Linked DNA regions of Mus musculus: region 1 is linked to region 2. A link is a loop called in an ENCODE intact Hi-C map of the cell type or tissue named here. Cell type or tissue: gastrocnemius. All regions are shown on one strand.

Region 1 (5,000 bases), 310 kb after region 2:
AGAGAAGGTTTCACATATGCACTTCCTAAGGAACTAAAACAAACCCCGTTTTCTGCCCTTCCACTGTCTCGTGGAACTGTCAACAGCATGCACCTAGAAGCTGAACACAGAAGCCTGGGGGTCATGTCTCCATATTCTCCTTCCCTTACCACTCCATGTCAAATCCATCAGCCTCATCGCTCACAGCAGCTGACCCTCTCTGGCCGACACACTTCTTTCTCTAGGACACACTTCTCTGTGCTAACGTCTTACCTGCAGATCATATCAGCTGCAACTTATCAGAAACCTTGTGTCCTTTCTCGGGTCACTGTAATCCACTCCCCACATAGCAATTAGAATCGTTGTGAGAAACAAAGAAATAAAACTCCCTTTAAAACCCAAATTTTGATGTCAGTTCTGTACCTAAACCCTCAAGGCTCCTCTGTTGCATCTACAAAACTTTACATGGCTAAAAAGCTGGAAGTCCCCCAAGAAAGACTTCTGAGGAAAGGGTGAGATGCTCAGCAGGGAACAGTGTTGCCATGGAAATTTGGTGATCAGATTCTGAGCTCCAGAATTCACAGCAAAAGGAGAGAACTAACTCCTAAAACTTGTCCTCCAACCTACATACACGTACCATGGCATACAATTTAGTGGCCCAGGCACGCTCCATTAACACACCTCACGCCACATGAACAGTATAAATTTTAAGGGAAGGGCTTCTGCTGCCTTTGCATCTTAAGCCACTAACCTTCCTCACTTGTACTGCCGGAAGCCATTCTCGGCCTTTGCTGCTTTTCCAAACACTGCTTTCTCCACTCAGAAAACTCTGACATCCCATGATGGAAACCTAAGCTGGCATCCACACTGGTACCCACCACTCACCTTTCAAGACTGCACACAAGCACCACTTCTTTAGGGAAGTCTTCCGGCCACCCGTGGAGGGTACAGGTCTTGTTTGGCCTTCCCAAGCCCTGGGTATAAAGGCTTACTTACCCTTATGCAGAAGGTACTTGCCAGATAAATGAAAATCTCAAGTACTGCAGACCCAGCCTAACACAATGTCTGCCATATAATAAACTACCTAGATTTGTTGAGTTTAACTTGCTGGATCCTGGTGAACATACAAAGTTTAAAGGTATTAATTTCTTTAGACACTAATGGAGTTTAAATTGTTATAAAATTTATTTATAAGAAGCAAGAATGCTTCTATCCACAGTATAAACATTAAGCATCCCTGTCAAAAAGCAAATGCCTGGTTTTTACAACTTATTCCTGTACTTAAAAGACAGACAGACAAACAGAAAACAGAAAAACCTGGGAGGGGGGGGGTCTTTTCAAACATTCAATATGGGTAAAACCAGTCCTGACAGGACTCAGAAAGTCTCTAAAGTTGCCTCCTGATGTGCATAGATTCCAACACAAAGCTGCCAACTTGTCCTGGAGAACAGAGACTGTCTTAGACTGGCTCTTAAGCCAAACACTGTTTTCGAAACACAGTCAACAATGCACGAAGCTGACAAGGTTTGTTATGATTAGCAATTAAATGTATTTTATAATCTGGTTTCTCACTGAAATTATACAGGACAGAAATTCTTCACACCCAGGCAGAAGACTGCTCAGAGTGTGAACCCGCACAGGTGTCTGCAGGGAAGCTGTCCCTATACGGCACTCATTGTGCAGACTACACCGTTTCTGATTTACAAGGCATAAATTAACATCTAACAGTCCGTTAGTATTATTGTAACATGCACCAGAGACACACTTGCCGCTTGGATTAAAGCACAATATGCACCAATTTCAAAAAATGGAAAATACAAATTTTGACTGTTAGGACCTTAATTTAGTCACAAAAATGTATACTTGATAATATATGAATACATATATACAGCTCAACAAGAGTCCTACACATGTACAGTGGAAAAATTAGTAAAGCAACACAGTCAAGTTAAAATCTTGTGCTATGTTTTAAGTCTTCTGTTTGTTACTAAGGGTGTGGCTCAGTGTCAGCTCAAGCCCAAGGCTTCAAATGCACCATAAAAGACATCCCATAAAGAACTAAGAAAGCATTTGGAAGTCAGTTAGAAAGGAAAGGTTATCCCTCTTTCTATAGCATAGTTTTATAGCTGTATCCAGTTCTTATGGCACTAACCATTTGTTCTGAACGCAGGCTGGCTCAAAACCCAACATGCAGGCTTGAACTCAAGAGCAATTTTCTTTCTTTGGCCTCCCAAATGCTGGATTCACAGACACATGCCACCACATTTAGCATAACCCTTCATTTGGCCATGTAGAAGTGACAGGAGAAATGACAAAGAAATTCCCAGGGGGGCTTCCCCCTCTAGGGAGAGGGAGGATGGTGGTAGCAGGCAACAGAGACAGCACCCGCCCACCAGCATCTCCTCTTTATTTGAGCTTCCATTTGTGACAGGTCTCAGCATCCTCACCCACATCCTCACTCATCGCCATCTCGTGGAGTGCCTGTCACTGACGAGGCGTGCACGTCACATCAAGTGGGATGGGTTAAGTGCACTTTCACTTAAACTTGTGAAATGTTCAGCACAAATTACTATTCATCTATTCAAACATGACCAAGCATGGTAAACTTAAGAAGAATAAGCTTTTTCCCAGAAATAAATAGGCCAACTAATGACTTAACCAAAAGAAATTGTTTTAAAGAATGAAATAATATGTTTGCTAACAGTTCTTTTTTAAAAAATGAGTGATGGGTTTTTTAATTAATTATTTTTTGCTGTATATATATAGATGTACTGGGTTTTGTTTAGAAAAGGCTACAATGATTTTCACAATATCAAGGCTGTTTGTGTGGCAGAATTTACAGTCTATGAAATTCATGATCTAATAAAGAGTTCCATGGTACTTACAAAGAGGCACAAGAAAAAGAAAAGCCCGTGTTTTCTCAGCTGAATAGTCTACACTTATAGTAGTGAAGAAAACTGTTACACAGCTATTCTGCATCCTGCCTTGAAATGGTCTTCAGGGGCATGCATGCTAAGTTCAAAGCCTGGCTCTTCCTCTCTCCTCTCGATAGTTATATGACCTCAGGCAAACCACTGAGCTCCTGTTTCAGTATCCTTTTTCTAGGAGAAAGACTATCTTATCTACTGAGCAAATCACTGTGAGGCTGAGTCGGGCCAGGCTGGAAGTCTGAAAAGCCTTCTGGTTAAAGTAGGAGTGTTTATGACAGCCAGTCAGTGCTTGTCAGCCTGTGATTGCTCTCTACAGAGACCTCCTACAGACATCAGCTCACCTCTCCCCCTGTGCTTGGACCTAATAAACCACATCACGTTCCAGAGATGGCAAGAGCAGGGACCCTTGGTTAGAGGTGGCACCCAGCTTTCCCGTGTTTCTCATTCCCTCAGCACTCATACTCAGTGTTCAGGACCCAAACTGCAGTATGGAATCATGAACACACTTTAATGACCAACTACAAATACATACATACATACATATCCTCTAGGTTTTGAGTATCTAAGAACTTCAAGGATCTTATTGCAGTCACTCTAAGCTAAACTAACAAATGACCCTAAAATATAGAGGTTTCATGGTCTGTCAGTTACGTTCATTTCATAGATCTACTGAGAGTAGACAGAGCTCTACAATCTGTAGTCCAGACCAGGTGAATGATTGGTCCTGATCAGAGTGCTCTGGTGTTAAGAGAATGGGAGAGACATAGGACCACACCTTGGCTCTTAATATTTCTGGCCTTAAATGGCATGAGCTCCTCATTCACATTTTATTGGTTAAAAAAGTCAGTGCTAGTGAAATCCTGATTATTGGAGGAGAATCTACAACCACTAATTTACTAAACCAGCATAATTCTAACTACAACAACAAATACCTGTCCTTGTATCCCCAGGTAATTCACCCCTCATCAAGGAAACTTCTCTTTGCAACAGACAAAGGCCACTACAGAGAACTACAGCTAACCAATGTGCAGAGTTGTGGAGGCCGGTCCCATGGCCATCGACAACACATTCTCATACCTAAGCCCCGTGAATGCTAGAGAAGAAAGAGAGGGCAGGAAGCCTGGAAGAGTCAAAGGATCAAGGAATTAGCTGTGAGACTGTGTCTCTTAGGAACAAAAGAAACTATACCCATAAAGTCTCACCAACATGACTGTTCAAATGGTTCCATCAAATGGTTCAAATGAGGACAACCATCAACTTGCCTAGTGAGGACAGTCCTCACCAGGGAGGAGCACACCAAACTGCCCTGTGCCAAATGGTCAGCCCTGAAAATATACATAGAAGTAGCATTACACTGACTAAACAGGTTATATTTGCGAATATAGATGTATATACAAATACATACATGCATATAGTGACAACCAGTGGAAAAAGAAGCAATGAATATACAGAAGAGTAGGGATGGGTTTAAGGGAATGTCTCAAAGGAGAAAAGGGAAGAGAGATGCTGTCATCAATGGCAATCTCAAAACTGAACCAACAGCAGCAGAAAGCCAGATGACTATGTCCTGGAAGCAGCACAGTGCTGAGAAGAGCAGCAGACACCCAGGAGCTCCAGCAGCACGGGGCCTGTGCACAGGAGCTCTGCACAGAATCTTAGGAACTCTTGTACACAGGACTGTTCATGAGTACAGGCACATTTTCATCTCAAAGAAAAGAATATAGCTGTTTTATTTTCAAGAGTATCATAGACAAAAGGAGCCTAAAGGAAATCAGATGGGGTTTAGAGTAAGCCAAGTCTCAAATCGGGCCGTTGCAAGTGATTCTGATCGTGACTTTGATGTGTGAAGAGGAAATAATCTAAAGTTTCTATCAGGATCATTACATTCTATTAGGACCTTACGCATCTGAGTGAGAGAATGAGTGAGTGAGTGTAGCAACCAACACTTGCTTACTGACAAGAAATCTCCTTTCTAACAACCATGGTTTCCAGGCAACAGAGAGCTTATAAATTCTACAACTGATTGTCTGAACTGGAATTGTAAACTTTGTGTTTTAGTTTTAGTCATACTATATTGACCTTACTTTGGTT
Region 2 (5,000 bases):
CTGCTACCACTGGGATTTGAGGTGTCACAAGGCCCTCTGTCTGACAATAGGGGTGAAACCCCAGGCTTCATGCATGTTAGACAGTTCTCAGTTAGCCGAACCCTGTCCTCAGCCACGTCTTCTAAATGTAATGGTTCACTTCCTACTGTTCATATATGATATAAGCATGTTAAATGGATGTTTCCACGAAGTGATTCCCAAATTTAAATTTCATTATAGTTTATTAGTAGTATATTATTATAAGCATTTTGTTTAATAAATTTCATTTTCATTTTAAATTTTTAGTTAATTAATTTTAGAAACAAGCTCAAGTAGCGGTGGCTGTATGTCTGGTCTGAAGCTTCCTATGTGCTGTCCTGACCTGGAATTTGTGGAGCTCCTGTTCCAGTCTGTTAGTGTGCCTTCTGGATACACTAAGCTTTCCCACGGGTGCACATGAGCTGAGCTGTGTGCTGCCTAGGCTTTGGTTTACACACCTGGGGTTGCAGGTCCCGTGCTGTGTCCCCTCTTCTGTTCTCCTTTGACCTATTAGAGATAGACTGTGATGTCTGTCTCCCATGCCTCAGCGTTGGAGATAGGAAAGCTATCTGTTGTCTGCAGCCTCAGCCCTCAGCTCTTGTTAATCATCTCAGAGTCTGCACTGGTCAGGTGTCAGCCCCACCTAAGCTTGGGCGCCACCAGGGCCCCTCCTAGGGTCCTTGCTGTCCTTGTTCCCGTGCATTTGTCAATCAGTGAACAAAGCTGTCTATTTAGAAGCTCCACGGGAACATTAGGTGGAGTAATAACATTTTCATGTGATTATTTGCCATATTGGCATTGAGGCAGAGAAATCTGTTAGAGAAACTGTTTGCTCTTTTCCCATGTGTCCACAGTGAGTGTGTGTGTGAGCCGGCTCTGTTGTCTCTATTCCAAAGCTGTCATGTGTTAGAATAACTGCTTTGACACTTATTATCTTTTTAATGCAGAGGAAATTGCCAGAGTTCACAACAGTAAAATAGATCCTTTGCTATTTGTATTATTTTCATTTGAAAGACGCCTTGCCCTCCTTGTCTTGATAAGACTGAAGTTTATGTGGTAAGAGACTATGGTGTGCCGGAGACTGCAGGGATTTGGACGGAACCAGAGCAAGGCAGTATTCAAACGAATCACTAATTGTTGCTTCTTAGAAGCAGTGTTTCTAAGCAAAGCTGTCAGCCCAATCACAGCCTCGCCTCCCAGGGTCCCAGTGCTTTATCAGAACAATCATTTGCCAGTGACTTCAATACGTCTTCCTGGAGTTGTTCAAAGCATCCCTCCACCAACTGTAAGCATGTGGCGTATATCCTGCCTTCACTCAGGCCTGCATCCATTCTTCCAGAGGTGCTGGGAGGAAGGAGGTGGTATCCCGAGCACCCTGAATTATGCTTTTAATTTCCTGTTCCTTAGAGGGATTTGCAATGAGACAATTCTGCCTTTGTGCTGTGCTGGCTTGGGAACAGGTTTAAAGTGTTGACGTTAAAGACTGGAGCTGCCGCTCTGACCATCAGGCCCTGACCTTGATGGTCAACATTATACAGTGGGAAAACTGATAGAAACCTCAAATACATTTCCTCCAGCCTGCCAGATGGGCATCTAGGAAATCAGATGGATGTTTCCAGAATGGCGTGGAAGTTCACATTCTCTGAAGAGTTTGGGAGGGGTCTCTCACAGTCAGTTCTTTGATCCAGTGGTAAAGACTGTTGAGTGTAGAGTTAGACGTGTCCAGGCCTGGCCCAGCCAGTGCCGTAGCCTGTCTAAGGACCCCCAGAGAGCTGCCGGGTTAAGTTCCAGACCTCTTCTCTGCCAGGTCACCCATGCTTTGGAACAGAGAGTGATATGGAACTTGTGGCCATGGGACAGCAGCCACCCACAGAATCCCAGTTGAGCTGCCCTGGGAACTGTATTCCAGAGTGTAGCAGAATGGCTTCCTTCTACAGATAGCACATGCCACAGAGAGTGTCCTGTATTTAGTTGTGTGAGCAGGACAACGGAACAAATACTGAACTGACAGAGAAGATGCACGAGGCAGGGAAAAGGCTGTTCTGTCTGGGAAGTGCTTTGCTAGAGCTGAGGAGAACTGTTGGGTAGGGCGGCTCCAGCCTGCCACCCTGAGGGCTGGGCTAGCAGGTCTGTGGGGAACAGAGCCATGGAAGAAAGCTGAAAGTTTTGCTTTGCTTTGTGTTGCTTTTAAATGTAGTGAGTACTAGGGGCAGGAGAGATGGCTCAACAGTTAAGATCACTGGCTATTCTTCTAGAGGACCCAGGTTTGGTTCCCAGGACCCAACCATCTATAGCTCTACTTCTGGGAGTCCACCATACTCTCTGGCCTTTAGGCACTAATGTGTGTGGCATATAGACCCTGTGTACAGGCAGAAGGACTCATGCACATAGCATAAAAGTAAGGTAAAAATCCTTTAAAGGTATTAGGATAGAAATTTAGAAAATAGAAATGCATGCTGAAAAGTAAAATCAATATAATCTCATGGTTTATAGATTACTACTCCCATATTTCTGTTTTGCTTTGGTCATATATGTGTTTGTATACTTTAATTTTTTTAAATTAAACTTCAAATTGTATTATATGTATGTGATGTGTTCTTCTTTTTTCTATATTATTTCTTTTTAAAGATTTATTTATTATAAATAAGTACACTGTAGCTGTCTTCAGACACATCAGAAGAAGGTGTCAGATCTCATTACAGATGGTTGTGAGCCACCATGTGGTTACTGGGAATTGAACTCAGGACCTCCGGAAGAGCAATCAGTGCTCTTAAATGCTGAGCCATCTCTCCAGTCTCCATATTATTTCTTGAAAACACTTTTGAGGACTGTCTTGTATTTCGTTCTATTGAATGCTGCCATAATTTGATTTCTACACTGAAGCATATATAAATGTTTTCTGTTCTGCTTTTGTAAATACTGTTGTGATGAATATTCTTACAAGTTTTACCATTTTTGTTTAAAAGTTGCATTTCTGGTTTCAAATAGCACCCAAGCAAGCAGTCGAAGACTTTGCTGTAAGCATTATATATCGTGATTTTCTTTGGTCATAGTAATGCTGGCTAAGAGCTTGGGTCTTAGAAGGTCAGCGTCTTTACCTTTAAGGAAGAAACTAGAACACGCCTCTTCCTGGGACAGGCAGGACAGTCGAGTGGCTTGTGGTTTTATTCATTCGTGGAGATAGAACCTAGGAATAAGGACATCTTCTGTCACTTAGGTCTTTGCCAGGTATTTCTAGAACCATTACAACAATGCCAGTTTTATAGCTTATTTATTCCTCCTTTACTCATTTATGCACATGTGTGTGTTCATAAAATTCCATTAAGCGTGAGGCTCAGGCTAACTCTTAGGAATCTGTTCTGTCTCCCTTGGGGGTTCCAGAGATTGGCTTCAGGTTTTATAGGACTGGTGGCAAGAGCTTTTGCCTGTTGAGCTGTCTCACTGGCCTGATTGATTTATAGAATGGTTGATAGATTGGGACAGTCTCACTCTGTCTCCCCGGCCAGCTTTGCTCTTCATTCTGCTCCAAGTGCTGATGTTACAGGAGTGTGCCACCATAGCCAGGTTCTTTGCTCCACTTGCTGCACGTGATTAGGGTATTCAGTGTTTAATGTAAACTCAACCTTGTGTCTGAGTGTCCCTGGAATCGGGAGTATGAAATCAAAGCCTTGCCCTGAATAGAGCCGTTGTGACCGTGCTCGTATGTCCTGAACTGCACAGAGACCTTTCCTACTTGGGTTCTCTTACTTGCTATCACCTCACCTGGCAGCTTCATTCATACCCCTCAAACTCCGCTCAGCCCTGAGAAGAGATCAGCCATGATGACGGATAAGAACGTGAGACAGTTGGTGGATAATGATGTCACTGACAGAATCGGTCTAAGACAGTTGGGGAAGGAGCGAAATGAAGATATAGTCTCAGGACATGTGACATTTAAATTGAAAGTTGAATGACCCACTGGAAAATAGTCTAGAATGCAGTACCAGTCTTGTCTTAGCAAATGAACAATTTCTGTTGTTCATCTTATTTATAATGGAACATTGTTAATGAATCTGAGAATTTTTAAGTTTTAAGGTTCAACAAGCCATTAAAAAAGAACATTGCATTGGTCCTTCTGAATCTCAAACAAACAGAAAGGATGAAGCCACCATTTCCCTTTTGTTGAAGACATGGCATTCTGCCATCTTCATTCCTGAAGTCCTGATGTCTCCTTGTTATATTTGGAGGGGAAACACCAGGTGGAGTATTTCTTCCTCAGCCGCCCCAGCATCAAGCTTGCAGGTTTGGGTTGGGATGCAGGACTTGAAGTCTAGGCTCTTTACAGACTTGGAGAAATAAATGAATTGGAAACTGGTTTTCCCCAAGAAATAATAGGCATCTCCTCTTCTCTTTGAAGTGTGAGTAATGTAAGAATGGGCTCGATTGTGTCTGTGCAGGACTGTGATTGAGAAAACCGGGATGGTGCGGGCTCAGGCGCTCACACGGCAGCCCAGCAGGGTTAGGAAGATGACTGAAAGGCTGTGGGGAAGCCTCGGCTCTGTGGGCGGCTTTTGGCCTTATGCTAGTAGTAGTGAGAATACTTGACCTGTGGACTTGTGTGTTTCCTGATGGAGGCTACCTTTGGCTCATTAGTAAGGTGTAGTCTGAAGCTCACGCCCAGTTTCCCAGCATTCTATGGAAGCCACAGGCTTACCTCCTGCTGCCTGGGTGCCATTCTCGGACGGTGCCCTCATCTCCTTTCCGTACCAGCCAGCCCGACACAGTTGCACTCACTGCTTAACACTCTGTAAAATGTTATTTAAATATTTCTAACTTATTGTTTCATGCTGGGGTTTATGGTACATAAATTTCTATTTAGGCCACTAATTTACAGTAGAAGTTTGTTACTAATATCACTGCAGGCTCCATCCATCTAAAAATATTGCTCATAACCTATGCTAAAAATATGTTATATATTTGCACTGTATGTAAACAGCATTGTG

Evidence for each region. Hi-C counts contacts between places; a loop is a spot of excess contacts. Peaks named below come from ENCODE experiments on the same cell type or tissue, not always from the same donor. Only the 100,000 strongest peaks of a DNase experiment are listed, where the experiment ranks them.
Region 1: a loop joins it to region 2, with 2.4 times the contacts of the local background. A loop is called at or near these places in 3 of 42 quality-filtered maps.

What each region holds. Positions count from the first base shown.
Region 1 is chr17:30,126,056-30,131,055 of GRCm38, reverse strand. The region is part of intron 2 of Zfand3 (zinc finger, AN1-type domain 3); the gene reads right to left. Among named protein-coding and RNA genes, the nearest start is that of Zfand3, 120 kb to the right of the region's middle. In gastrocnemius, no CTCF peak of the experiment used is centred here; a DNase peak (open chromatin) is centred at 2,342.
Region 2 is chr17:30,431,971-30,436,970 of GRCm38, reverse strand. The region is part of intron 6 of Btbd9 (BTB (POZ) domain containing 9); the gene reads left to right. Among named protein-coding and RNA genes, the nearest start is that of Btbd9, 140 kb to the left of the region's middle. In gastrocnemius, no CTCF peak of the experiment used is centred here; no DNase peak of the experiment used is centred here.